Regions from separate parts of the Homo sapiens genome. Here regions 1 and 2 are each linked to region 3. The links are chromatin loops, found by intact Hi-C in ENCODE. Cell type or tissue: mammary epithelial cell. All regions are shown on one strand. Links, peaks and the distances in the headings refer to the core of each region. The heading gives the core; the rest is flanking DNA.

Region 1 (10,115 bases), core at 915-8,914, 460 kb after region 3:
GGGGAGCCTCTGGCCAATGGCTTGTGAGACACTGGGGGCCTCAGTCCAAGCACCCACAGAGAATTAAATTCTGCCAACAACCACATGAGGAGACTAGGATGTGGATCCTTCCCAGTCAAGCCTTGATATGACTGCTGCCTCCTCACAGAGCCAGAAGACCCAGCCAAGCCACACCCAGATTTCCCACGCACAGAAACTTGTGAAATAATAAAATATGTGTTCAGTCACGACATTGTAGGGTAATTTATTATGCAGCACAAGGCTATAATCACAGGGTTGTAATCGAGGAATTAGCCAGGACTGCAGTCATCTCAAGGCTCCACTTCCTTGAGTGGGGAACTTGAGCACTTCTAAGTTCATTCACCAGGTTATTGGTAGAATTCAGCTCTTTAAAGGTTATTGAACTGAAAACTCAGTTTCTTGCTGACTGTTGGCCAGGGGGAACCCTCAGTCCTTTTACCACGTGAGCCTCTCTGTAGGACAATCCACAGCATGGAATTCATCTTCCTTGACAGTGAACAAGTGAGAGTGCGAAAGAGGTTGAGCAACACAGAAACCAGGGTCTTTTTGTAACCTAATCTCAAAAGTATTATCACATCCCATCACTTTTGCCAAGTAACTAGGTCCAGCCCACACAATGGGAGAGGATTATACAAAGGCATGAACACCAAGAGGCAAGGATCATTGGAGGCCATCTTTGAAGCTGCCTACCACACCATCTCTATGACTCCTCACCCATCCTTCTCCAGGGCCTCACCAGGCCTTGAGGATTCTCTTGGTTCCACCTCCTCCCTGTACACTGTGCTTATCTGTACACAGCCTTTGTAACTCATGCTTGAACTCTAGCAAAGCCTCCTAATGAGCCTACCTACCTCTTTCTGTTCTCCTAGCTGATACCCAGAAAACTGGTTGATATTTCTAATCACATTGTATTATGTCATTTTCCTATTCAAAAATGCCCACTGGCTCCCAAGTTCCTCTTCTATTTCTCAATCTAATGGTGTTAGGTCATTTTTGCATTGCTATTAAGAAATACCTAAAGGCCGGGCATGGTGGCTCACACCTGTAATCCCAGCATTTTGGGAGGCCGAGGCGGGCAGATCACCTGAGGTTGGGAGTTCAAGACCAGCCTGGCCAATGTGGTGAAACCCTATCTCTGCTACAAATACAAAAGTAGCTGGGCGTGGTGGCGCATGTCTGTAATTCCATCTACTTTGGAGGCTGAGGCAGCAGAATGGCGTGAACTTGGGAGGCGGAGCTTGCAGTGAGCTGAGATTGCGCTGCTGCACTCCAGCCTGGGCAACAGAGCAAGGATCCATCTCAAAAAAAAAAAAAAAAAGAAAGAAAGAAAGAAAAAGAAAAACCTAAAGACTGGGTAATTTATAAAGAAAAGAAATAATAGAATTGGTTCATGATTCTGCAGGCTATGCAAGCATGACACCAACATCTGCTTCTGGTGAGGACCTCAAGAAGCTTCCACTCATGGCAGAAGGCAAAGAGGGAGCAGGTACATCACATGACAAGAGCAAGAGCAAGAGAGAGAGAAGGGAGCAGTCCCAGATTCTTAAACAACCAGATCTCACATGAACTAACTGACCAAAAACTCATTTATCACCAAGGGAATGGTGCTTAACCATTCATGAGGGATCTGCTCCTATGATCCTATCATCTCCCACCAGACCCCACCTCCAACACTGGGAATCACATTTCAACATAAGATTTGGAGGGGAAAACATCCAAACCATATCAAACTCAATGTACTTTTGCTACAGTACTTATCTTACCACTCCCCTCCAGCCAAACAGGTATACCCACTGTCCCTCAGTCATAGCTAGTTGATGCACCTTTCCATGGCTTTGCTCACGATGTTTCTACCTGGAATATTCTCCCCTGTCACTCCACCTATCAGAATTCTCCCCAGTTGTTATGACCTAACAAGTCCTGTCTCCTTCCTAAAATTTATGATTCAGTGTCCTGGGTATAGCGGTCCTGGGTATAGCTGATAGCTTTGTTTGATTACTCTGGGCCCAAATGTCCTCTTCCTCCTACTGATCCTTTTTTTTTTTTTTTTTTTTTTTTTGAGACGGAGTCTTGCTCTATGACCCAGGCTGGAGTGCAGTGGCTCGATCTCAGCTCACTGCAACCTCTGCCTCCCGGGTTCAAGCAAATCTCCTGCCTCAGCCTCCGGAGTAGCTGGGACTACTGGTGCCTGCCACCATGCCCTGCTAATTTTTGTCTTTTTTTTTTTTTTTAGCAGAGACGTGATTTCACCATGTTGGCCAGGCTGGTCTTGAACTCCTGACCTCACATGAGCCACCCATCTCAGCCTCCCAAAGTGCTAGGATTACAGGCATGAGCCACCGTGCCCGGCCCCTACTGATTCTTTAACCACCCCCCTACTCCTCAAATCTCTGATATGACACTTACCATAAACTATCATATATCATCTCACATCATAGTTTGCAGTACTAATTTTAAAAATAATGTCATCAATATATGCATATTGAGAGAAGGAATAAAGCAAGTTTAGAGTGAAGGTCCACACTGAGATGTCTAGTTTGGGGAGAGTAGAATCTACCATAAATCTTGACCATAGTCATTGTATATTCTAGAGCTGTCCTACTAACCTTTCCAGGGTTCCATTTCTTATTATCCTGTCTTCAGTGACTCATCATTATTAGCGCAATGAAAGTACTACAATGTACATTATAAGCATGGAATTCTTAGGCTTCTCAGACACTATTTCTTAGCTTAATGTAGAATGTAGTGGAAAGAGAGCTCCTTTTGAAGTTTAAAAATAGGGAGGGGTAGGGGAGATTCTAATCCCACCATGCTTCTCTGAGACACAAGAGAAAGATGTAAGAATGGCCATGAATACAGGTATGTGTGTGGGTGTACAGTTGTGGCACATGGTAAAGTTGCTGATGGCCTACATATTCTCTGTGATATATATACACTACACAAGGAGTCATATAAGAATGAAATAAGAGCTCAAGAAAAGGGGGAATATTTTTGATAAATTGAATTGGTAAGTAATTAGAGAAATATTCAAAGGCTGAAGTTTCGATCACATACTAACAGACAACAAAAATTAATAATTACTGATCTCCTAAGTACCTTAGATTATGTTATTCTATCTAATCATCACAACAACACATTTTACAAAAGAGAAGATGAAGGCCCAGGGAGGTTAAGTAATTTGCCAAAAGTCACACAACCAGATTACAACTCCGCCCTGGATGATTCCAAATCCGATGCAACCCCATCTTTGGGGCATTCAACCTGGGAGATATGGCCTTGCTCATGTTTAGGAGACATTATACTACTTTGAATTGTTATCATTGGATGTAAGGCAGCCTATGTCACTCTCCCTAAAATGATTCTATGATCTTTTAGCAGCTATGCCAATCCAATCTGTGCTGGTAGGAAAATCATCCTTCTATACATCTCCAAATGAAATGAAGTGCAGATTAGCCAAACCACCAAGAAAATTTAATTGTAAAGGGAGGTATGGGTGGTAGGATTTGATGGAATCATTCCATACCAGGTGTTCTAATGTCACATTCTTCATTATCTTGAAGAAAAAGCCTTCAAATAGATTCCTTTTTTCTTACAGGTTGCCTTCAGACCCTGAAAGAGATTTTCAGGAGAAATTTCAGTATTCTATATCAAAAAAAAAAAAAAAAAAACATGTTTTCTGGAAATGCAAGAGAATATAAGGAACAGCTTCATCTCAAAATTTGCAAAGCTTGCCTCAAAGCCATCTCAAGGTAACTGCTTAATTGGTGCTCTTCTTGGGCTTTCTAGAACATCCATTAAAAGAATGTCCAATGATAGTGTCTAACTCATGTATATATTGACAGTAGCCAAGCCCACCTCTCTGACAAAGCTGAGGGTCCAAAGTCAGGATAATGCTGAAACTGCACCAATCAAGGACTGGGAAGCGTGGGCTGGGGAACCGTGAGTGCGGTCTGTGGACAGACGGGGGCAGCAGAGAGCTGTTGGAGAGGTGCGCATCAGGCAGCTTCCTAGGGGGCGAGTGTTTCTGGTCAACTTGGAGACATTGACAGAAAGACCCAGCTCCAGCGTCAGTAACACAGCTGAGGGATTAGCCCTGCTGAGCTGTCTGTCTGGAATCCACAAACAGAACCTACCATTTTCCACACCGTGGTCAGAAACTTTTATAAACCTGCTCCCCGATATGTCATTCCCCTGCTAAAAAGGCTAATCAATGGCTCCCCATTGCTTGAAACACTTTTTCAAGCTTTGATGCGCATCAGCATTACTTGGAGGGCTTGGTAAAACACAGCTCATTGGGCTCACTCCCGGAGTTTCTGATAGATTAGGTCTTGGGTGGTCCTGAGACTTTGCACTTCTGACATTCCTGGGTGTTGGTGATGCTGCCAGTTCCCACTGGTCCAGAAACCACACCTGGCAATCCACTAGCTTAGGTCATATTTAAGCTGCCCACTCTCGTCCTCTCCAGCTTCTCTTCTAGGCACTCACTCCCACGGGCATCCCCCACTCCCTCACACCCTCTGCTCCACCTGTGAACTTCCTTCAGCCCCGCAAGGGAGTTGTGTTTCCCTGCGCCTCTCGGCCTATTCACATGTGCTCTCTCTGCTGATACACTCTTCCTCCATCTCTTCATCTGGCCAATGATTACTTATCTTTAGGTCCCAAGTAAGAAGCCTCCCTCCTCTGAACTCTCATCATGCCCTGTACCTCTCACCTCACACTGTGTTGTAAATGACCCTTGTGTGTCTGTGTCCCAGCTAGTATCAGCCTGGGGAGCAGGGGCTGACACACATCTATACCTTTGGAAATTCAGTCGCTAGGCTCATCTGGATTCTTGACTGTGCACAATAACCATGTTACATTTCTCTGCTTGCCTCCCTCTTCCGCTCTCAAAGACTATTTCAAACCATCTTCATTTTCCTCAAATCTCTAACCTTCACGCCTACTCTATCACACTCAACAGATGGCCTTGCCTACTCCTTCACAGAGAAAATAGAAGCCACCAGACAGAAACCTCTCAACTTCCCGCACCAAACCTACAAACCCACCAGCATCTGCACCCACCCCATCCCCCTGACCTCCTGTTACAATAGAGGAGCTGCCTGTACTTTCTATGGCTGTCTGAAGCCAAACCCTCCAGCTCTGCTATGGTTTCCTCCTCCTGCTTCCTCAAAAACTCCCACCATCAACACACCCTCTTCACGGTAGCTTCTACTTCTTTCTCTTCCCTGATTTTCTCCATCATTTTTAAAACATGTGCAACTCTCTCTTCTATAAATAACCACCCCCCTTAGGCCCTATGTCACCCTGTAACTATCCTCTTTTTTCTACTTTGCTACTGCACAGCCAAATATGTTTAACCTCATGATTTCCATTTTCTTATTTCCTACTCTCTCCACAAGCCACTTTTCCTCAAAAACTATTCTCACAAGGGTCAACAAACACCCTTCTATAGCCAAGTCAAATAGACACCTTTCAGTTCCCATTCTGTTTGACGTAGTTGACCCCCTCCTACATCTGGACGCTCCCTCTTTCCTTACCTTCTGTGACATCCCAGCCTCGTCCATCTGGCCATTCTTCCTTTAAGGCCTGGTCCTCCTAGGACTTATAAATGCTGGTGGTTTGTGGGGCTCAATCCTAGACCTTCTTGTCTAAAGTCAGCCTGGATAACTGTATCCATTTCCTTCAGTTCAGTTACTATACGCTTACCAAGCAATCCCTTTATTGGAGAGGTCTGTCTCTTGCTCTCTGCTGTCCATGTTTACATGACCAACCGCCCAATCTATGTATTTTCTTTGACATCCCACAGGTCCCTCATACTCCACTGAACTTAAGATCTTCCCCCAAAACTGCTGCTTCTAGTTGCTCTTTATTGAAGCAAATTGCCTCAGAGGATACATCCTTGACACTTCCCTCTGTCTCCTGCCCCATATCTCACCAAGTCCCAATACTTTAGTTTCACCAGCCTCTCTCCATGTCTTCCCATACCATAACCCAAGCCACCATTCCATCTCTCCCAGACTGCGGCTACAACCACCGGCCTCCTTGCAGCATCTCTGGCACCCTCCAATCCATTCCTCCCTCCTTATGCTAGAGGAATCTTTCCTTAAAAAACAACTCACTTCCCATTCTTGCTTAAACCCCTCAGTGGCTGTCCAATACCCCTGGGATAAAGTTCAGTCTTGTCTTGCCCCCTCACCCACACTGGTCTTCTTTCAGCACCTTCAAAGCACCAAGCCCTCAGCCATCAGGGTATTTACACATGCTCTTCTCTCTCCTATAACGTTTGCCCTCACCTTCTTGTTTGGCAACCCTCACCCATCCTTCAGGGCTCAGCTTCAGATTTTCTGGGGGAAATTTCACTGACCCTCTGACGCTCATCACAATTGTGGCTAATTAATTACTTGAAAATTTGTTTTATGTCTTTCTCCCCCTCTAAGCATCATACAGGCAAAGAGCAGATCTTCACCTGAGCCCCAGAAGTCAGGGCTGCAGTGAGCCACGATCATGCCACTTCACTCCAGCCTGGGCAACAGAGTGAGACCCTGTCTCAAAAAAAAAAAGATTGGATCTTTCTCCTCATTCTCCACTCTCTGTCATATCTCCACTACGTTTCACAATGCCTGGCTTGTAGGTAGCTGATGACGAATCTTTGTTGAAAAAATGAAGAACAATTGAAAGAAAAAAGATACCATAATTTGAGATTTGACATTTCTTAGACTGGTTAATAACATCATAACTAATATTTCTCTAATGCTTTCTATTTGTCTTGCACTGTCTCAAGTGTATTACATTATCACAAAAATCCTGTGAGGTATGATATTATTATTATCCCCATTCTACAGTAGAGGAAACTGAGGCACAGAGAGTTTACAAATTTTGCCCAAGACACAGACAGAGATAGTAAGTAATAAACTGGGATATAAGTCAAAATAGTTTGATCTACCTACTGTGTCCTTAAACACTGTGATATACTATCTCCAAGATCTCTTTAGTATGTGCAAGGAAGACAGCTGTAGGTGTTGGGCTGTGTGTATTATTAAGGTTGCTGTTACAGAGAAAAGAAGACCAAAAAAAAAAAAAAAAAACCCAAACCTCAACACATTAATGGTTCTCAAAATTTAATGTGCATCACAATCACCTACAGAGATTATTAAAGCTCACATTATGGGACCCCACCACCAGACTCAGTAGCTGCGAGGGGTGAAGCCCAATAATTTTTATTTCTAACAGGCTACCCAATGATGCTGATGCTGTCAGTCCAGAGACCACACTTTGAGGAGCACTGCAATAAATAGATAAAGGATTTCCACAAGTTTTTTCAATCTTTAAAAATACAAAATACACTTCCCCTGAAATCTGCCCTTCTATAATAATTAAATAGAAAGGAGAAAGCGCTCAAGAGAAAATTTTAAAATGCAAACAAAATTGAATAGGGTTAAAGTGATGTTTCAGGTTCCTCATCCACTGGACTCTCCTCTTTTTATCCTTCAGCCCTCTTTACCCACATGCTGTGGTATGCACCTCCTTTTGAAGAGATAAAAGTATTTGCCTCTCACAGGTGTGTTACCTAGCTTATCTTGGTTAATGCTCACGACAAGTCTGTAAGATCGCTATTATTATGCCCATGTTAGAGATGAAAAAACTGGGACTCCAAGAAAAAAGTTAAATCACTAACCTCCTAACATCCAAAAGATAGAAAGTGGCTGAGCTGCGGCTCAAATTTAAGTTGATGTGACTCCAAATTCCTTATCTTTTCCATTAATTGACACTGCCCTTCATATTCTCATCTACCTTTTTAGTTCTGCTAAACATGCAAATAACAAAAAGCAATTTCTCCCACACTCATATAGAAAATGTCAACTGAAAAACACAGATCTAAATTCATCTCTCCCAAACAATATGCTTTTAATGTCTCTTTTTTTGTTTACTTTTCCTTGGAAGCTGATTGTTATTCATTTCAAATGTAGAGTGAAAAAAACCTCAAGATCTTAAAGAATTATTAGAACCTCTCTAAGAAGCAGATAGCACCCCAAAACAACCACGGCATGGTTCGTCTTTCTCCAACCACCTGACGGTACTGAATTTTATCGCCTTCCTGGCATGGCTGAAGAAGCTTTTAAAATTCCACTGCAATGTTGTGAGGCCATACATCCCCCAGGATTAATCACAAATATTTTATAAAGATGAAGTTTCGTTATATCTTTGTTCTTTGTATCTTGGCTTTTGTTAGCGCATTTTAATTACGATCTGGTATCTGCAATAAACAGTAAACATAAAGAGCTTTGCAAAAATGTATTAGACTGTTTGTTTTCACACTCTAATGCATATTTGCACAATTTTACCATGAAAAAAGGAAAACATGCTAAGCTCTTGGGCTCTATCCCAAATGTCCTGGAATAGAATCCGGAAATTACTAAAAATGCAACCAAACCTCATCATATTCCAGCAATTAACCTAAGAAACAAGGGTCCATTCTCTGTATGAAAAAAACATTTTTGAGGGGAGAAATCTGTGGCGGAGAATGCTTCTCGATAATGCACGTATCGCATTCTCCAAACCTGTTTTGAAATTTGGACTATTTCCCTTTCAGGCTAAAAAAGCTTAATAAACAAATTAAGTTGGGTAATGTTTTATTTTTCTCTTTCAGAGTGTTAAGAGAGCCTCTTCTACTAAAAGAAGACAAGAAGGACTGCTAAGCATAAAACAAGGAATAAAATAATCACATGTGGTCTCATTTTTAAAAGTACCCGGGGATTAATAATCTTACTGCTAAATAGTTGTATAGTAGAATGAATTATTATTACAACAGTAGAATCTCGGAGAATGCTGATGACAAAGAACAGTTTGGGGGGTTTTATTTGAACATATCCTAATCAAAAAGTGGCAAAAACTTTAAAAATCTCCAAATGTGGCTCTTGTGTACAATTATTATTGATATGACACCTTGATAGTGTTTGAATGCGACACAAAATCATAAAAGTGCGAGCAATTCCGAGGCATAAAGTGGTTTTTCCTTCTGTATCTATCCCTTAATATGTTTCCACATAAAACACAGGATTAAGTAATTTATTTTGTTGCATGATTTATTTATGGACTGAAACACAGCAAACAACAGATAAAAGGCAAAGTCCCAGGCATCAACTTAAAAGATAAAAATCATTACATTTTATTAGAGGGAGACATATAAAAATGCCAACATGAACTGTAAAGAAAGGAAAAGTGTTAGCTCAGAGGTCCCAAGTCTAAGTTATGCTTGGGGTTTCTAACTCCCCCTTTGGGGGAATAATATGCCTGAATTTAATTAGAAATCTGTTTTTTTAAGATTAAAGTTGTGAAAAAGTTAAAAGGTTGGATCACACAAAAATAAAAATGACTCTGAGGATCTTAGGGAATTTGAACTGGTAAACTTAGATTCTATTTCCTGCCAACTGTTTGCAGGAGGATTAAGAGATGTACAAGAATTATTAGTTTTAGATAAAAGCCAGCATTTTATAAAGCAATTAATTTTTCATTAGTTCCACATAATTTTGGCAAAAATAGTTTTGTTCCAATAAAAGTATTAAATTCCAAGAGGTGAATCTAAAATATAGCCATTAACTTCACATTAACTTAATCAAATTTATAGTAGGCTAAACTACAGGCAGGAAAGCAGTAATAGTTTTTTACAGAATACATTATAATTAAAAGGAAGAAATTATGATGAAAAATAATTTTTTAAAAACAGGTAATAAAACTTCTAAGTTTCTAAGTATGGTTATGCATTTATTTAAAATCATTTTTCTATAATGTTTCTTAAGTATACACAATGAATAAAATAAAGTCTACCTTAAATTTTTGCATAGGGTTATCTTAGAAATACCAGGATGTTGTTTTTATCATAATAAATTTATCTTAGGCCAGCTGCAGTGGCTCACACGTGTAATTCCAACACTTTGGGAGACCAAAGCAAGAGGATCACTTGAGGCCAAGAGTCCAGGACCAGCCTGGGCAATATAGAAAGACTCAGACTCTATAAAAAACTTAAACAATTAGCCATGTCTGGTGGTGAATGGCTGTAGTCCCAGCTACTTGGGAGCCTGAGGCAGGTGGATCAC
Region 2 (10,115 bases), core at 931-8,930, 320 kb after region 3:
AATCCTAATGAGAGAAAGAGAGAGAATCCTAATGAGAAAGAGAAAGAGAAGGCAATCCTAAAGAGAGAGGAGAGGAGAGAGAGACAGAGAGAGAGAACAATCCTAATTTGAGAGAGAAGGAGAGAAAGAGGAGATAGAAGGCAATTCTCATAAGAGAAAACAAATAGAGGAAAACAGGGGCAAAAGTTTAAATTCAAACAACATTGTTAGAAATGTGCCACCCTACCTACCCCAGCCTTGCCCCTTCTTTCTATTAATTCAAACTGGGATTATAATATTCTCTGAAATTCACAGCTTAATGAAACTGAGCCCCAGGGAAGCAGGTCCACTTATGAGAGACACCAGAGCCAGTTTCCAGCAGAGATGAGATTAGAGCCCAGTCTCTGGACCCCTGTGGAGAGATCTTTCCACTATACGGTCCTACTATATAAAACAAACCAGCCTGAACAAAGTCTGCTGATATGCTAGTTTATTAATTTCAAGTATATATGATGCTGGCATTGTTAGAATTGTCAAGTGTGAAACCCTTAAATTCTGCTTTTGATAAAATTTATTTGTAATTAACAGCATTCCTCACACAATTCATCAACCTACAGAGTTTTGTGCAATAGGTAAAACATCTTCTCCCTCTAGGAGTTTATAGTCTAAACTGAGGAAACAGAACCTAGACACATCAAAAGCTGACAAACAATACAGACAAGGTTAAGATTTGGTGATGAAGAGTCCAAGGAGATGCTGGAAGAGTTTGGGAGGAGAGACATCCTGGAGGCTGGAGGAAGCAGGGTTTAAGCTGGGCTTGAAGAACTAGTGAATTCAGAGAGGAACAATGAGACTGCATGGCCAGCATAAGGAACTATATGGGTAAAGACCTGGAGATAGGAATCATGGGCTATAGGGACAGTGACTTCACCAATCTGGCTAGATTACAGATGGTACAAAATCAGGATGCAAGGATGGAAAGAGTTTGTGGCCAGAATGGGGAAGGCAAAGTTAAATTTGAGCAAAACGAGAAGAGATTTATCCTAAAGGCTAAAGCAGTCATTGAGATTCTGGTAATGGCATGATGAAAATGTCAGAATTAATCTGGCTGTGGTGAGCAAAAACGATTCTAGTCTAAAAGATTTGAGGGAGGGAGATTAGTTAGAAAACTTTTCAGGTGCGAGTGGATCTGAAATAGGTTAAACATGTCCCCCTAACTCTTGTTTGTATCATCACTTTAAGCCGAACTCTTCTTGATAGATATGGGGAAAGGAAACTTCAACCACATCCCAAAGACCAAAATAGAGGCATCCTCATCTATCAGGAGTCACAGTCATTAAAAAGTTAGGTAATGTCCAGTTTGGAAGGGATATCTTCTCCAAAATTCCCTTGAGCAGTATTTGTGTTTAAGAAAGAAGCTAAAATTGTCACAACAGTAATGAAAAATGGGGGTTGTGGGGGTGACTGGAGTCAGAATTAGCACCATTTGCAGTCTGACCCCAGCCTCCAGCCCCTAAACTCCCTCAATACTAACTGCTGCCTCCAGGCAGAGCCAAGAGGAAATCCACAGCCACAAGTGGCTGTTTGTTTGAGCCTGGTTGGCGGTTCACCGGGACCAGCCGTAGTCCTTGCACAACCACAACTGTCAGTTGAAAAGAGGAGGAAGGACATCTGGGGGGCTTCAACCTTAAAATAAGATCTGTGAACCCTTGCAAAAAACCACCTCCTGTGCAAGCTGCCTCTTAATACATTTTTATTACTCTTGGCTTTGGACTTCTGCACCTCTGCAGCTAGTGAAGCAAATACATGAGTGGAATATGTTGAAATGGAATGTTTTATCTCTACTATATTTTGTGTTTGTGCGTGTGTGAATACACACAAGAGTAGGGTGACTAATTCACAGGAAGCCTTAAAGAAAATGCCAATTGGTACTTGCAATGGGGAAAAATATTGCTGAAATTTAGTTTACTCTTTGAAAAAGCCAACACATTGTTTGTTTCCCTAAAATGTCGGTCTTTTCACCCACCAAACTTTTGCTTATGTGTCTGTCTCTGTGAACATTCTCCTTCTCTCCACTTATTGAAAGCCTCATCTTTAAAATTCCTTCTCTCTGTCAGCTTCCTCCTCCCAACCTTCCTTGGACCATGGGAGCCCACATGGCAAACTTCTATAATATTGCTAAATAAACCTCCATAGTAAGTTCCTATTGTATGCCCAACACTTTGCCAGGCATCAGGAAAAACAGGTTTCTGCCCTGAAGGAGTTCATAACCCATTACAAGAAATAAATCCACAAACAGCTAGCTAGCCCTAGTCAAATGGGCCCCGTGATCTAATGGGTCACACATATTAAACATTAGCCTCAGTGCGTGGCTACAGCCTTCACTAAGGGGGCAGTTTTAAGCAGCTCTGTTCACACCATATGACCCTGTAGTCCTCCAGTTGTAGCTGTTTGACCAGTGAAGGGCAACAAAGCCAAGGATAGCCAATTGGTAGGCTGGTCAGCAGCCTATGAAGTGCCTGGGCCTAAAGCAGTCTCCCCACATGGGGTTGAGCCAATCAGACACCTGTTCTTAGGAACATGGCAGCAAGAGTAAAAGATGAAAGGTCATGAGGTAGAAGGAGGCAGGACAATCATGATGGGTCGGGAAGAGCCAGCAAGAACCTCTATAATAGTAAATATTTGTTGAGTGCCTACAATGTGCCAGACTTGTTATAATTATTCCCATTTTATAATAGAAGAAAATAAGACAGATGAAGCAATTTCACATTTTGGGGGTCTCAATTCAAACATCCCCCCCTCACACAGACCACTCTATCTAAACCAGCTTTCCTCTCCCTCTACCAGACCCTCCTAATTCACTGTATTTAGAACCTCACTACTCAAAGTGTGGTCCTAGACCAGCAGCATCAGCATCAACTGGGAACTTATTAGAAATGTAGAATCTCAGTCTCCACCCTGGACCAACAGACTCATCCATAATCTGCATCCCAGATGATTTGTTTCTACATTAAAGTTAGAGAAGCACTTTTTTAAAGTAATTTTGTATTACTTACATTACTTTATATTGCTTATGACAGTTCTCTTCCTCAATAAGACTGTGGGTTCCATAGGGGCAGGGTTTTTTCAAAACTTGACCATATCACCTCTGTATTCCCATGTGCTAGACATTTCAAAACTACTAGCTTAATGAATAAATGATTTTGCCCAAATTCTCATTGCTAATAAGTAGCTAATAAATAGTGGAGTCAAAATCACTACCCAGGACTCCGAAATCTAATTAGGTGGCTTCCTGTTTGAAGTACTCATTCCCCCAGCTCTGGGAGTGCAGGAGACTGACAGTCTCAATTAAGCCCCTCCCTGGGGTGCCCTCAGCACCCCACCCATGGTTACAACCCCTTCTCAGGGGCAGCCTGCCTCCAAGGACTGGTGGATGGGGAACATACAAAGACTCGGCCCCTCTTCCCTCAATTTAAGACAACTTCAAAGAACCATCACAGCTCCAGAGCTCCCCATGGGATCAGCTAAGGGCTTTGTGCTACTGCATTGCAGGCCAACTTCTCCTTCCGTGCAATCCTGTTTCCTTCACTTCCCCACAGGAATCAGTCCCAAGAGCACCACCCTTAAAATTTTCTGTACCCCCATTTACATCTCAGAGTATGTTTTCAGGAAACCCAACCTGAGATCAACTGACATACACAAAGAGGTGGAGTCACATTGATGGTGGGCTCCTCAGGACAGATGCAGGAGCTCCTGCCAAAAAGCTGCCTGGAATCATTTCCAGATTGCATGAGGGCCAGTTCGTCCTCCTCTGGAACTCCATGACACCCATCACCATGTAAGTGAGCTTCTATTCCTACAATAAAAGTGACTAAGCGAGAGAGGTATGAGGAGGAGACTGTGAAAGTGCAGAGGAATTGCAACTGATTTTAATGCAAGGGATAAGAGAGACTTCTAATTGTGTAAGTATTGTCTCAAAAACAAGATTTTAAAGTCAGGCTGCAGTGTAACTTAAAAAACACTAGGCAAGTAGTATACATGTGACAAATACTTAACAGACCATAAGGCACCAAAAACAAAAGCCTAAATATCAAAAGTAAAGTATAAATAAAGGAAAATGAATGTTTTTCTCCCACTGAAGGCATGAATTAGCATTTGCATTTAGCCATAAAGTATACAACACACTTTACGTAATCTGATGTGGTAATCTTAGCATTGGAAAGTGGGCGAATTGGCCTCAAATAGTATCCAAGAGGGTTTTTGGTGACTGAAATATTTAAAGCACCTACAAATTGGTCCCATTCAATAGTCCTGAAGGCAGGGTTCCAGAGAGAAGGAAAACAGTTGAGAACAAGACTGATCTCTAAATAGTGGTCCAATTTCAACCATCTGTCAATGGTTGTGTTTTCTTCTGAGTCTTTGAGACACACAGGACTTCCAGTTACTCTCCTACCTAAAACAACTAAAACATGGAAAAAATACATGAAACAATAAGGATTCAGACATTGAACATCAGGCAACAAAGAGCAATGACTCCTGAAAGACAGAAAACAAGTGAAGTGCCCCCTACAATTGTCCCAGTTTACTGCCTAAAGAAAGATTCTGGGCCATGGTACAGGGAGGGGAAATCCAGGCAGGGTCCAGTGGTCTCCCTGAGTTCAGGAGACAGAACTGGGAGTCTACAGAAGCCAGGGAAGCTAGAATTCATAGGGCAGACTGCCCGAGAGGAGAGTTCTGTATAGACAGAGGACTCTGAAGATCTGCAGAGGGTCCCCTGGAGTGTTCATTTGAGACTAACCAGTGCATGTGTGTCCAGAGATTAGAGGAACTAGTGCCCAGAGCTTCAGTAACAGGGAAGAATTAACCCTACTTGAAGTGCAGCTCTCGTTCACCTAAAAAAGCTTAAAAGCCAGATTTGGAAAGATAAAACTAGCTCTGAGTAATTCAACCACATCTCAGAACAACGCTCAAAAATGTAGAAATATTCACAAGGTAATATTCACAATAATAGGCATCAAATTAAAAATTACCAGGCACACAAAGTAGCAAGAAAAGGCAACCCATCTGGGCCAATTGAAACTGACCCACAAATGACACAGATGATAGAATTAGTAGACAGAAACATGAAAACAGATAGTATAACTGCATTTCATATGTTCAAGAAGCTAGAGAAAAGATTGAATATGTTAAGCAGAGACATAGAAGATAACTTTCAATAATCAAACTTCTAAAAATGATGCACAATGGATGAAGGCATGAGGTCTGCACTAAGAATCCTCAGAAGTCCTTGTGCTTTTCCCAGAATAATGAAAGCTCAGCTGGTATCCCTCTCTTCCACCCCTCCATCCCTGAGTGGAAACTTACAGAGCTGCTATTTTGGCACTGTTCAACAAAGGAGACGCTTCTGGCTTCCTACAAAGTTTGGAGCTCTGGATAGTATGAAGAAAGATCAGCTGCCACAAAGGGGCAGCAGTTCTCTTCTTGTAAGGCAACTGGTGCCAGGCACAGCAAGGGATGGGAGGCCAGGGGACATGAGTTCTGGTCCCCTCAGCCTCCCTACCCCAGCAGCTGTGTGACTTTGGGCAATATATTAACCTCTCTGAACCCCAGTTTCTTAATCTGTAAAATAAGGATGATAATGATGATCATACTCATTTTGTAAGATTTTCGTGACAATTCTATTGCATCAAACAAGGAGATGCATTTGAAAGTTCTCTGTCAAGTCCAAATATTGGTACTTATTTTTGCATACCACAAAAGCCAGGAGATATGTACCAGCATTTGTGGGCATGTTACATGTTCTTCTTTCTCAATCCCCAGCCCCACCCCCCAAAATCTCTTAATCATGTTTATCTTTTTATCAACATGCTTCTGACATTCTTTGGGGCTTCTCAGTTAATAGCAAATAAAGTAAGAGCAAGTAAGGCATTATTTGAAAAACTAAGAATGGGAGAGAAAATTTAAAAGCTAACTATTCTGGTTCTCTATTTTGTGTAACAACCACTCATAACTGAATAGTGTGAAACAGCCACCGTTCCATGATGCTCACTGACTCAGTGTGTTGGCTTTGGGACTGCAGTGGGAATGGCTTGTTGCTGCTCCATTGTGTCTGGAGCTGCACCTGGGAAGAATTGAACTGCTATGGGTTGCAATCATCTAAAGGCTTTTTCTCTCACATATCTGCACCTGAACTAGGATGACTTGAAAGCTGGACTTCGCTAGGACTATCATCCGGAGCACTTACACGAGGGCTTTTTGTGGACTGGGTCTTTTCACAGCATGACAACTGGATTCCAAGAAGGATGATTCAGAAAGTACAACAAGAGGGAGAATTGTAAGAGAAACAGGTGGAAGGTATTGCTTTGATTTTCTGCCCTTGACAGTTCATCATTAGTTGAAGCAGTTACAAGCCCACCCAGATTCAAGGGGAAGGGACAAGGCTTCCCTTTCCAGCGGGAGAAGGAGCAGAGTACTTGGGGCCATGTTTTAAATGTGCCGCACTTGCTATCTAAATTCTGCACAGCAAAAGTAATATTAACGCTTATTCAAGTTTTCAGAATAAATGATTGTCAACGATGCTATCTTTCCCTAAATTAGTCTAGTCCAAGAAAACCTCACCTTCAGTAGTCCAGTCCTCTGGTTTATCTGGGCCATCATTTACATTCATCATTTTGTATCATCACTGAGGACTACAAATAGCATTTTATTGGCAACCATGAAAATTAGGCCTGGCTTGTCAGAGCATAACATTCAAACGCTCCCTCAAAATTATTAATAGGATGGAATCAATTACAGAGTTGCCCTCTGACCTTAATTCAGATGATCCTAGGACACCACCAAAGAGAATTTTTTTTCCTGAAGCAAAATGAAAATCTCAGAAAATTTTAACTGATAATGTGTTTGTATTAGAATTCCTAGTCTGAAAGAGGTTGCTCCAAAGAAAGTTGAGATTAATAAAAGTATGCATAGAATAAGAGACATAAGTAAAAACAGGCCTCTTTCTGAAGGGATTAGGTTTGATGCTTTTCAAGTTTTACAGCAAGAATGACAAGCCTGGTATGAATTAGAAGGACTCAGGCTTAATATTTACTGTGGGATAACGGGAGTGGTGTTAGGATGTAAACATGTCCGAAAAGTTAGCACAAGAGCTTGGGGAAAACTCTGCCTTCAAAAACATGCCAAAGTTGCTTCTAAAAGTTAAGCTCAAGTCAATGGCTGGAGCTGTTACAACCTGGAAGGACAGTGTTGAGAAGCCCTGCTCATTTGGTTTGGTTTGAACAAAAATTGAGCCTTTCATTTAGAAAGAAAAAGAGAATCACCAAAAGTGACAGTCCTTGTGAAAGGAAAAGAGTAGATTCCAGGCTCCTGAATGATGTGAGAAGTAGCCACACAGCTGCCTCTTTTAGCAAAGAATTCATGACACCTTCCAATGGTTTATTTATACATAAAGTGTGCGTGAAGAACAGAAAGGTAGCTCCATGCAGTGGTTGGAAATGAGGCCCTGGAACAAATCCTGGATTTGAATTCTAACTGCTGTTTACTAACTGTATGACCTTGGGTAAAATTATTTTGTCATGTCTCCTCTAAGATTTAGTATCCTCATCTGTAAACGTATATAAAAACTTAACATAGTGTATAATTCATTAAAAATAGACTCTAAATTCTCATTTTTATCATTATGTTTATTTTCTTACAGTTTCTATTAGTTTCATTTCATAATCCATGCATAAGATATAAAATAACAAAAATCACCCATAATCCTGCCATCTAGAAAACCATTTTTGTTGATATTTTAGTATATTTCATTTAGTCTTTCTACAATGCATTTTCTCTATCTGAGATCTCACGAAGGATATACCTTTGCATGCTATATATTTCCCTTCTGATCATAGGATCAGTATTTTCCATGTAACTAAAAATCCTTGATGAGTATTCCTTTGGATGGTTGCATAGCCTCCCACTGTACACTTATGTAACTCTCTTAACTATAACACAAAAATCTCTCTGGGGAAAAAAGTAAGTTTGTGTTCTTTTCTTTGGGAGAGAAGAAGCTAGGAGGCACCTGCATTGCAGGGGTTGTTTGTGCTGTCTACATACTTAAGAAGTGATAGGAGTAAGGGATTTGAGGCATAAGGGCATTAAAATATAGCCCTAGATCTGTCCACACAAGGAACATGGTCTTAGCTACTAGTCCAGTTTTCCAGATTTCCAAGCATGAATTTCTACATAATTTCCTCAAGAAATCACAAACCTCTGACTTTCACAAGGAAATGATTTCAATTTTCTGATTTCCACTTAAGTATCTCCTGTTACTTCTTACTTCTGAAAAGGCTTTTTTAAGAAAATATAAGAAAGCACGGTTGTTGTGGTTAAAAATCGCCTTCCTGCCCGTCACAAATAAAGCTATTTTCTTCTCTTTCTTAAGTGTTCCGAGAAATCAGCAGGTAAATAGGGAAGATATTTATTAATAAATATATGGATGTTCTGCAATTGCCAGACATACATGAACGAAGCTGGGAGTTAACATATATCTATTTCTGCTCACACAATGCAATCATTAGTTGGGCTGGCTTTTGTTGAACAATTTTAAAGCCTTGATTTGTCCATGTTTGTTTTAGACATCCTTGCCTAAACATCTAATGCTCCGTAGAAGTGCTTCCTACGTTTGTTATTAAAGCTTCTTACACTCTGGTTTGGGGTATGTCTCCTTCCACAGGCCACCAAGACCAAACAGAAAATGCCTTGAAATGCAAACAGTCCCTGAATTATTATACCTATTACTTTTTATTAGTAGTAAAAACAAAAAAGAAGCAAGAAACAGTTCTATTTATGCAGAGCAGTTAGAACATAAATAATAATAAAATGCTAAAACTATAAAACTACTTACATGATATTAATTTAATTCTTATAAAAAGTAGGTTTAGGTATTGCCTCCATGTTAGCAAATGTGGTACATTTTGCTTTCATCCAATATTTATAACCAAAAACATTTTGGTTTAGGAAATAAAGTAGAGATAAAAAATTAGTCTTTGAATATTGGGCTTTGACTAGTCCCCTGCTGCCCTTTATTGTATGTTTCAGTAAAATACAGTACATCTTGCTGTTTTATTTCATTGTTTGTGGCCCATGCAAAATCCTATTGTCCAGCTGCCCAGCATAAATGAACAACAAATCAGAAGAACCAGAGAGACACTTTAACTGATTAAACTGGGTCTGGAATTTTCCTTTTACTGCTAAATTATCATCTTATTGCAATTATTTTTACACATTTTGATTATTTTTACATATTGTGATTATTTCTGCAAAATTCTAGGGGAGATGCTAGTCAGAGGGCCAAGGCTATAGTACTCCATCTTAAAATCCTAAGCCCAATAAAGAGTCCAGCTTTCATATTCTAAAGTTGTGTTTTTCTCTCTCTAAAATTATTTAAATCAGCTGATTAATGGAGCTTGAGTAACTAGGCCTTTTAAAAAAAATTTTACTCAGGGCTCATCACTTTACTTTTTTCGTAAAAGTTCTTTGAGCTGAGGAATTCTGTCATAAGTAAAGTAACATTTCATTTTGTCACAAAACAAAATAGAATAATGACATAATTCAGCCAGGCGCTGTGGCTCACGCCTGTAATCCCAGCACTTTGGGTAAGTGGATCACCTGAGGTCAGGAATTCAAAACCAGCCTGGCCAACATGGTGAAACCCTATCTCTACTGAAAATACAAAAATTAGCCAGGTGTGGTGGCACACACCTGTATTCTCAGCTACTTGGGAGGCTGAGGCAGAAGAGTCACTTGAACCTGGGAGGCAGAGGTTGCAGTTAACCAAGATCACACCATTGCACTCCAGCCTGGGTGACAGAGAGAGACTCTGTCTCAGAAAAAAAAAAAAAGAAAAAAGAAAAGAAAGAAAAAAAAAGAAAAGAAAAAAGAAGAAGAGAAAATACCCTTGCTACAATTAAGAATCTCCTTCAGAGGTACCTGATAAAGCAGACTATATGACTTTTGAAAATTAAGAAAATATAATGTTTCAATGAAAATCATAGATATTTCTTTATCTTTATCATAGATATTCTTTATCAAGGCCAGGTGTATACAGACAAAACAGAAAACCAGAGCCACCATGTATGGATGCACAAGTTGTA
Region 3 (10,115 bases), core at 1,443-9,442:
GTAGAATATTATTCTGTTGGGTAGATATATCACATTTTCCTTATCTATTTGTCCATTGATGGACACTTATGTTGACTCCATATTTTTGCTATTGTGAATAGTACTGCAATAACTATGCGAGTGCAGGTATTCCTTTGTTATACTGATTTCTTTTCCTCTGGATAGATACCCAGTAGTGGAATTGCTGGATTGTATGATACTTCTATTTTTAGTTTGTTGAGAAATCTCCTTACTGGCTGAACTAGTTTACATTCCCATCAACAGTGTGTAAGAGTTCCTTTTTCTCCACATCCTTGCCGGCATCTGTTATTTTTTATCCTTTAGATAATCATTCTAACTGGGGTAAGATGAGTATCTTATTGTGGTTTATTTACATTTCCCGGATGATTAGTGATGTTGAACATTTTTTTATATACCTGCTAGCCATTTGTATGTTTTCTTGTGAGAAATGCCCATTCATGTCTTTTGCCCACTTTTTAATGGGATTATTTGTTTTTATATTGTTCAATTGTTTGAATTCCTTGTATAATCTAGATATTAGTCCCTTGTCAGATGAATAGTTTTCAAATATTTTCTACCATTCAACAGGTTGTCTCTTCACTCTGTTAATTGCTTTCTTTGCTGTGCAGAAGCTTTGTAGTTTCATATAGTCCCAGTTGTCTATTTTTGTTTTAGTTGTTTGTGCTTTTGCAGTCTTAGCCATAAAATCATTGCCTAGACCAATGTGTTGAAGTGTTTTCCTCATGTTTTCTTCCAGCAGTTTTATAGTTTTGGGTGTTACATTTAAGTATTTAATCCATCTTCTTTGATTTTTTATATGATGAGAGATAGGAGTCCGGTTTCATTCTTCTGCACAAGGATATCCAATTTTCCCAGCACCATTTATTGAAAAGGGTATACATTCTCCAATGTATGTTCTTGGCACCTTTGTCAAAAATCGGTTGGCTCTAAATATGTGGATTTACATATACTGATCCATTAGTCTATTCTGTTTCATTGGTCTAATTTTAATTTTATTTTTAATTCTAATTTTAGATGCATATGCTGTTTTGGTTACTGTAACCTTATATTTTGAAGTCAGGTAGTGTGATGCCTCCAGGTTTGTTCTTTTTGCTCAGGATTGCTTTGGCTATTCTGACTCTCTTTTGGTTCTATGTGAATTTTAATATCGTTTTTTCTATTTCTGTGAAAAATGACATTGGCATTTTGATATGGATTTCATTGAGTCTGTTTATTGCTTTGGGCAATATGCTCATTTTAACAATATTGATTCTTCCAATCCATGAGCATGGGATGCCTTTCCATTTGTTTGTGTCCTTTTCAATTTCTTTCATCAGTGTTTTGCAGTTTTCCTTGTAGAGATCTTTCACCTCCTTGGTTAAATTTATTCTCAGATTTTTTGTAGTTATTCTAAATGGTATTGATTTCTTGGTTACTTTTTCACCTATTTCATTATTGGTGTCTAGAAATGCTACGGATTTTTGTATGTTGATTTTGTATCCTAGAATTTTACTAAATTTCTTTATCACCTCTGAGAGTTTTTTTGGTGAAGTCTTATGGTTTCTCTAAATATAAGATCCTGTTATCTGCAAAGAGGGACAATTTGACTTCCTATTTTCCAATTTGAATGTATTTTATTTCTTTCTCTGGCCTGATTGCTCTGACTAGGACTTCCAGTACTATGCTGAATAGGAGTGGTGAAAGTATGCATCCTTGCCTTGTTGCAGTTCTTAGAGGAAAGATTTTCAACTTTTTCCCATTCAGTATGATGTTAGCTGTGGGTTTTTCATAGATGGCCTTCATTATTTTGAGATATAGTCCTTCTGTGCCTAGTTCATCAAGACTTTTTATTATGAAGGAATGTTGAATGTTTGCAAATGCTTTCACTGCATCTATCGAGATGATCATATGATTTTTGTCTTTCATTCTGTTGATGTGATGAATCATGTTTACTGATTCATGTATGTTAAACTGTCGTTGCATCTCTGGTATAAATCCTATTTGATCATGGTATATTACCTTTCCTATGTGCTGTTAATTCAATTTGCTAGTATTTTGTTGAGGATTTTTGCATCTTCATAGACACGTTGGCCTGTATTTTGTTGTTGTTGTTGTTGTCTTTGTCTGGTTTTAGTATCAGGGTAATGCTGGCCTCATTGAATGAGTTATGAATTCACAGTCATATCACATGAATTCTTTTCCTGACCAATTTTTTGGAATAGCTTGAGGAGGATTGGTATTAGTTCTTCTCAGTATGTTTGGTAGAGTCTGACAGTGAATACATTCAGTCCTGGGCTTTTCTTCATTTGAAGACTTTTTATTACAAACTCAATCTTGCTACTCATTATTGTTCTGTTCAGATTTTCTGTTTCTTCCTGATTCAATCTTAGTAGGTTGTATGTTTCTAGGACATTATCCATTTTCTCTAGGTTTCTCAGCTTGTTAGTGCATATTCACAACATTTCTGATTATCTTTCATATTTCAGTGGCATTAGTTGTAATGTCTCCTTTTTACTTCTTATTTTATTTCAGTCTTCTCTCTTTTTTTCTTGGTTAGTCTAATTAGTGGTTTATCAATTTTATTTATTTTTGAAGAACCAATCTTTAGTTTCATTGATTCTTTGTGTGTGTGTGTGTGTGTGTGTGTGTGTGTGTGTGTGTGTGTGTGTATATATATATATACATATACATATAGTTTCCATTTTATTTAGTTCTGGTCTTTATTCTTTCTCTCTTCCTGCTATCACTTATTTCCTTCTTCTCATTTTGGATTTGGTTTGTTCTTGCTTTTCTGGTTCCTTGAGGTGCATCATTAGATAGTTTATTTAAAATATTTCTAATTTTTGATGTAGACATTTATTGACATCAATTTCCCTTTTAGTACTGCTTTTGCTGTATGCCAGAGGTTTTGGTATGTTGTGTCTCCATTTTCATTTGTTTGAAGAAACTTTTTTATTTCCATGTTAATTTCTTCATTGACAACTATAGTTCATGAGTGTGTTATTTAATTTCCATGTATTTGTATAGTTTCCAAATTTCCTTTTAGTATTCATTTATAGTTTTATTCTATTGTGGCCTGAGAAGATAGTTGACTTGATATATATGTTTTAAAATTTGTTGAGACTTCTTTGTGGTCTAACAGATAGTCTGTCCTGGAAAACATTCCATGTGCTAAGGAGAAGAATGTGTATTCTGCCATTGTTAGATAAAATGCTCTTTAAATGCCTGTTAGGTCTATTTGGTCTGAACTCTAGTTTAAATGCAATGTTTCTTTATTGATTATCTGTGTAGATAATCTGACTAATGTTGAGAGTGGGGTGTTGACGTCCCTGTTATTGGATTGGAGTCCATCTCTGTCTTTAAATCTAGTAATATTTGCTTCATAAATCTAGGTGTTCCAGTATTGGGTATATATGTTTAGAACTGTTATTTCCTCTCTCTGGATTGATAATTTTATCATTATATAATGATCTTGTCTTTTTTTTTTTAACTGTTTTTGGTTTATTGTCTGTTTTATCTAAGTATAGCCACTCCTGCTTGTTTTTGGTTTCTGTTTGTATGGAACAGCATTTTCCATCTTTTTACTTTCAGTCATTACATGTCTTTACAGGTGAAGTGCACATTTTGTAGGCAGCATATAGTTGAATCATGGTTTTTATCCATTCAGTCAGTCTATAGCTTTTAAGTGGAGAGTTTAATCCATTTACATTCAAGATTATTATTGATATGTGAGGTTTTGTATCTGTCATATTGTTTTCTGATTGTTTTGTATAGTCTTTGTTCCTTTCCTTTTCTCTTATTGTTTGTTATTGTGGTTTGGCAGTTATTTGTGGATGTGTCATTTGAGTCCTTTCTCTTTCTCATTTATGTGTTTGCTTTACCATTTTTATACTCTTAAGTGTTTTTATAATGGTAAATCTCATTATTTCACATCCAGGTTTAGGACTCCCTTGAACATTTTTTGTAGGGCTGGTTTACTAGTGATGAATTCTCTCAGCTTTTGCTTGTCTGGGAAAGACTATTTCTCCTTCATTTAGTAAAGATATTGTTGCTGGGTATAGTATCCTTGGCTGGCAGTTTTTTCCTTCCATTTCAGCACTTTGAATACATCATCTCATTCTCTTGTGGCCTGTCAGATTTCTGATAATAAGTCCATGGTTAGTCAGTTAGGGGTTTCCTTATAGGTGACTAGATGCTTTCCTCTTGCTGTTTTTGGGATTCTCTCTTTGTCATTGACTTTAGACATCTTGTCTGTAAAGTGCTGCGGAGAAGACCTTTTTGCATTGTATTTGTTTGGGTGTCATTGGGCTTCCTGTATCTGGATGTCTAAATCTCTTGTTAGACTTGCAAAGTTTTCTTCTATTATTTCATTAAATAGGTTTTTGTATCCTTTTGTTTTTCTCTTCACCTTCTGGGATACCAATAATTCAGGTATTTGGTTGCTTTATGGTGTTGCACATATCATGAAGGCTTTGTTCATTCCTTTTTTATTCTTTTTTAAAATTTTTGTCTGAGTAGGTTATTTCAAAAGACCTATCTTCAAGTTATGAGATTCTTTCTTTTTTTTGATCTAGTCTATTGTTGGAGCTTTTGAATGTATTTTGTCATTCAGTCAATGAATTCTTCAGTTTCAGAATTTGTTTGGTTCTTTTTTGTGATATCTATCTCTTTGGTAAATTTCACATTCATATTCTGAATTTTTTTTGTACTTTTTTTTTTTTTTTTTTTTGAGAGAATTTCACTCTTGTTGCCCAGGCTGGAGTGCAATGGCACGATCTCGGCTCACTGCAACCTCCACCTCCTGGGTTGAAATGATTCTCCTGTCTCAGCCTCCTAATCTCAGTAGCTGGGATTGTAATCCTGCCAGCACACCCGGCTAATTTCTGTATTTTTAGAAGAGACCAGGTTTCATCATATTGGTCAGGTGGGTCTCGAACTCCTGACCTCAGCTGATTCATCCTCCTCAGCCTCCCAAAGTGCTGGGATTACTGGCATGAGCCACTGCATCCGGCCTGTACTGTTTTTAAAGTTCTTTTGTATTTCACTAGGCTTCTTTAAAATCAATAATTTGAATTCTTTTTCCAGGAGTTTGTGGATTTCTTTTTGATTGGGATGTGTTTCTGAAAAATTATTTTGTTCCTTTGGATGTGTCATATTTCTTTGCTTTTTCATGTTTCCTGTGTCCTTATGTTGATATCTATGCATCTGGCGTATAAGTCGCTTCTTCCAGTTTTCTGAATTTGCTTTTGTAGGGAAGGACTTTTTCCTAAGGATGAATCTATGGTGTTAGTTGGCTAAGGCACTCTGGCTTTGATTCTTGGTGTATGCAGGAGAGTTGTCTCTGCGTGATTTGTTTGTCTGTAAACAGCGTCAGTGGTATTTTATATTTACTTGGTGGCTTAGAGTGCAGTTATTAGTAGATGCTGTGTGCAGTTTTCCTGGCAACTGGGATGCCAGATAGGTCAGGCTTTGGGCCTCAGTGATGGGTAGAATGTGCCTGTCTTAAAAGAGAAGCTGGCATGGCATGGGCAATGGCAATGGCAATGGCAGTGGCAGTTGTAGGACAACTCTCTGGTTCCTGATCACTGTGTGCTGGTGCTGGCAGTGGCTGAATGGCTGAACAAGTCAGTCTCCAGGCCCACAGGTGGCAGTGCAACTAGGTGATAGTGGCCCAGTTTAGGCCCAACCTCAGGTCCCTGGGAGGAGTGTTCAGGTACCATTGGTGGTGGACTAGGCTGGGCAATCCCCCGGTCCCTGAACTCTGTGCTGCTCTGTCATGGCAGAGGAAGGAAGGATGAAGCTGGGGCAGGCTGTCTTGCCCTCAGACCCCTTGATAATGTGTATAGGAACTGGCCATGGTATGCAGGGGTAGGGTAATTCCTAGGCAATCAGTGGAATGTTCAGGTAGGGGGTGGCAGTGGCCATGCTGCTGCTCTGCCACTGGGGGGCAGTGCTATCTTCAGTGATGGCAACCTAGACTGGCAGGTGGGGAGTGTGCATACCACTCATGCCTCAGCCCTGGGTGTGGTAGCCTGCAGTTACTCATGCCTAAGCCAGCTCTTTTCTTGCACCTCAGCCTCAGCGCTGCTGGGCTTCAGGATAGTGTGCAGCCTGTTGGGGATGGAATTCTAAAATGGCACCTTGCCATTGCTGCTTAGGTCTCAAAGAATGTGAGGGACCCAGCACAAGCTTTCCTCCCTGGCACAGTGCTTGTGGTACAATTCCTTGTCAGCTCCCTACATTAGTTTCAGGGCCTGTGAGGGTTGAGGGGTTCTTCCATGGCTAGGACTGGAGTCCAGGGTGAGAATGTGGACTGCTGAGGGTCTCTCACTCTTTCCCCCATATTGGGGAGTCTCTCTCAGCTCCCAGCTAAGCCAGCCAAGTAGGCTGCCTTGCTTCTTTCTCCTTCCTTGCTTTAGGTATTGCCTGTCACTTATATGTTGAATTCCAGTGTTTTCTCTTGGATGATCTATTTAAAGTGTGATTATCTACTTGCTATTTTTGTTCTTCTTAGTGGAGGAAGCAAGTATAAAATGCCCCTAGTTAGCCAACTTGGAGCCTCTTATTGTGTACTTTTTTACATAAAGACTCAACTTTGAAAAAAATAGTTAAAACTGCCAATTCTTTCCAAAGTATACTATTTTTGTGTGCTTTTTTTTTTCAACTTTAGGGAAAATGTTTTTAAAATTTGCACTTAGTATACCTGAAATTCCATTTAATTTATAATAATTTTCACTTTATATATGTGGTTGTAATTGGAATTGGTACAGGGAGGTTTATAATTTTTACATTTTCTTTACCAAATATATCCTGTATTGATGTAAAATGACCCTCTAAGACAAGGACATCCTTTACATGTTGCACTGAATTCTACTTTGCCTAATATTAATTAAACAATATGGTTTCCTTGATCAGCACTTATTAAACATATTTTAATCTGTACTTTAATGTTTAGTGGTACAGCTTTGTGTCCGTTTTTGATGTATGCCATTGTCAGCAGATAGTGGGATTTTGGTTTTGATCAAATATAAATCTTGGCTTTTAATATGGTATTTTAATCAATTAATTTTTTTACAAAATAAATATTTGCTTTTTAACTATCATTTTATCCATGTGATCTATTTTATGCGTCATTTTTTCACTTTTTTCTGACTTTTGCTATCAAAACTATATTTCCATATTTCATATTTTCCAAGCTTTGTAAAGATAGCTTCTGATTTTTAATTCCATTAATAGTTATAATTAACAATTTCAAAATGCATATTTAATCTATATTTCTCTAATTTTCAAAACCTTAGAAAAACAACAAAATTTGAGTTTTTTCCCACCCCACATCAATCAAAGTTCAGTACACTTTTTCACATATACCTCACTTTTCAGTCTTTCTTAGTATAAGATTTTAGATGCCCAGTATTATATATATACACACACTATATATATCTATAGTTATAAATACTATATATAGAGTTATACATTATATATACTATATTACTATGGATATATACCAACTATATCTTTAATTTTGAAAATAATTATTGACAATTATAATTATTTAATAGCTAGTCTTCAATAATATTGTAATGCTTTATACTTACTGTTACAGTTAATTGGCAGTACTTACTGCTTTTTGTATCCATCTTTTTTCTTGAGTGTTGTTTCTTTACTAAGTTATTTTTAAAATATCATCAATTTTTTCCAAGAAGGGCATATGTGGGGTGTATTTTAAGAACTCTTGAGTATCTAAGAATGTCTTAACTCTATATAAAATCATTGAGTCAGAATATTTTCTCCAAATTCAGTAGATATGCATTTACAGATATCTGCCATTTAGTGTTGTGGAAGAGAAGTCTGATCTATTTTTATTTTTGTTCTCTTAAGTAACTTTTAGGTAGAATGCTTATTATCAGCACATAACTCTTTTTAATATATTTTACATATAATAATTTTTGCATCAACATAATATATAGGTAGTTTTAAAATGATGGCAAGGTATGTCAGCTATCTATTTCAGCATTTTTAAATTACCCTCAAATTTGGGGGCTTAATGAAAACAGACATTCGTTATCACTTCTGTGGGTCAGAATCCAGTAGAGGCTTAGCTGAGTAATTTTGACTTAGCATCTCTGATGAGGTTGCAGTCAAGGTATTGGCTAGAGCTATAGTTATCTGAAGGCCTGCGTGGAGCTGAAGGATCCACTTCTAAGATGGTTCACTCACATTGGCTATTGGCTGGAGGCCTCAGTTCCTTACTCGTTCTCATCTGGATGCTTTTGTTCTTTACCACATAGAACTATTTTATAAAGCAGCTGACTCCCCTCAAAGCAAGTGAAAAGAAAGAGAGAGAGAGAGACAGAGAGAGAGAGAGAGAGAGAGAGAGAGAGAGAGAGAGACAGAAGCTGTGGTGTCTTTTATGTTCTAGTCTCTAAGTCACAAACTGTCGTTTCCAGAAGCAAGTTAGAAGCAAGTCACTACTAAATCTGGTCCATTCTCAAGGGAAGAGAAACTAAGCTCTTGAAGGGAAGAATATAAAATAACATGTGGCCATGTTTTCTTAAAGCATCACACAGAATAAGTTCAGTTATGGGTATGAATTCACCGATTTTTTTCCCTGCAAATTAATAGCTCATGAAATCTTTTTTTTTGAAAGACTTTTTCTCAATAATATTTTTGGTGTTTTTTTCTGTTGTATTTGCTTAAGATTTTCTTCATGAATTCTAATTATTCAGATAGATACATAGATAGATAGATAGATCAGCTTTCTGTTCTTTATAGTTATATCTTTTTTGTAACTTTCATATCTGTGTTCTTTTCCTCTGCAATCTGGTAAAGGATCCCAAGTTTGTGCTCTACACCAACTCTGCTCTTTCTGACCTCAAATATCATTTTAAATTCCCTGTTGCATTTTTAAATATATCTGCAATACTTTCACATCTCATCCACATCCGTTTTTCCCTAATACTGTTGTCTTTTTGTGTCAACTTATTGGCTTTCTTCCTGGGTTATTCTCACCATGCACATTTCAGCCCCTCTTCATCAAAGTAATTTTTTCTTGTATGAATTAAAGATGCCAAAGAGTTTCAAGATTTTCTTCTGAACTAGAAGCTGATAATTTTTGTAGTTACACTTGTCATTTGAACCTTCCAGATTGGCATTATTTTCTTAGGCCAACTGGTGCTTTCTTTTCACTTTCTTTATAATATTGTCATATGTCAACAAATAAGATATATGGATTCCCTTGGTTCTGTCCACTTGCAGACAGATGGCAAAATTCCTTGTTCATCATAACAACTAAAGGGCAGGTTGATGAGTTTACTCCAAGTTCAATATCTACTTCCTAGAAGGTGCTCATCTATTGCAGCTTTACTTTATTGATATGGCATCTTCTGCTGCTACTGTCTGGTTTTATGATACTGTGAACAGGTACTTTTTGATGCACATTTCCCAGCATTCTTCCTATCTCTGCCCCTAACTTAACAGATTTCTTTATAGAGCTCCGTATCCTAGGATGGGAGGTATTACCACCAGCATCCCATTTGTTTCATCAGTTGCACCTTGGGTATAACTGTTTATGTAGTGGTGTACAAAAAAGAGGTATCAAAAGGAAAGAGTGGCATTCTTAAGAAGAAACAGCTGTAGTGCAAAGAATAGCTTCTAATGTTCCATTTAGCGAAGATCTTGAATTCCGAGTAGGGGAAGGAGAGTGGGAATGCACATAGAGTCATTTTTCTTCTCAGAGGGCTTTTGTACTAAATACAGGAGATAAAGATTGGGCATCTCATGAGGTAAAACTTAAATAGTTTTGTTTCTTGCCCAGTTTTTTTTTTTTTTTTGCTTTGTAATTAGTAGTCCTTTGAGAGTCTAATGTTTAATTGCTAATAAATCAAAATTTTTAGAGTTTCTATGAGCTTTCATTATTTTCTGGTCTTTATAGTTGTTTTGTTTTAGTTGGAAATTAGATAAAGTTGTATTCTGGTGATCAGCCAGAATGGAATTTTAACCTGGAACTATCTCACGGTATTATTTACAGTAGCAAAAAATAAAATACTTTGAATGCCCAACAATAGAGGATAAACCAAATAAATTAAAATGTCTCGTTGTGAAAGAACACTTTGCAG

The links. Hi-C counts contacts between places; a loop is a spot of excess contacts. Peaks named below come from ENCODE experiments on the same cell type or tissue, not always from the same donor. Only the 100,000 strongest peaks of a DNase experiment are listed, where the experiment ranks them.
Region 1: it touches region 3 in a loop (9-fold over the local background); 4 of 110 quality-filtered maps call a loop at or near these places.
Region 2: it touches region 3 in a loop (6-fold over the local background); 8 of 110 quality-filtered maps call a loop at or near these places.

What each region holds. Positions count from the first base shown.
Region 1 is chr3:17,835,286-17,845,400 of GRCh38, reverse strand. No RefSeq gene overlaps it. Among named protein-coding and RNA genes, the nearest start is that of TBC1D5, 98 kb to the right of the region's middle. In mammary epithelial cell, for the core only: a CTCF peak has its summit at 3,984 (motif pointing right); no DNase peak of the experiment used is centred there.
Region 2 is chr3:17,974,801-17,984,915 of GRCh38, reverse strand. All of the region lies in intron 1 of BALR6 (B-cell acute lymphoblastic leukemia associated long RNA 6), which reads right to left. Among named protein-coding and RNA genes, the nearest start is that of BALR6, 17 kb to the right of the region's middle. In mammary epithelial cell, for the core only: a CTCF peak has its summit at 5,444 (motif pointing right); no DNase peak of the experiment used is centred there.
Region 3 is chr3:18,291,264-18,301,378 of GRCh38, reverse strand. No RefSeq gene overlaps it. Among named protein-coding and RNA genes, the nearest start is that of SATB1, 130 kb to the left of the region's middle. In mammary epithelial cell, for the core only: a CTCF peak has its summit at 5,942 (motif pointing right); a DNase peak (open chromatin) is centred at 6,018; H3K27ac peaks cover 506 bases.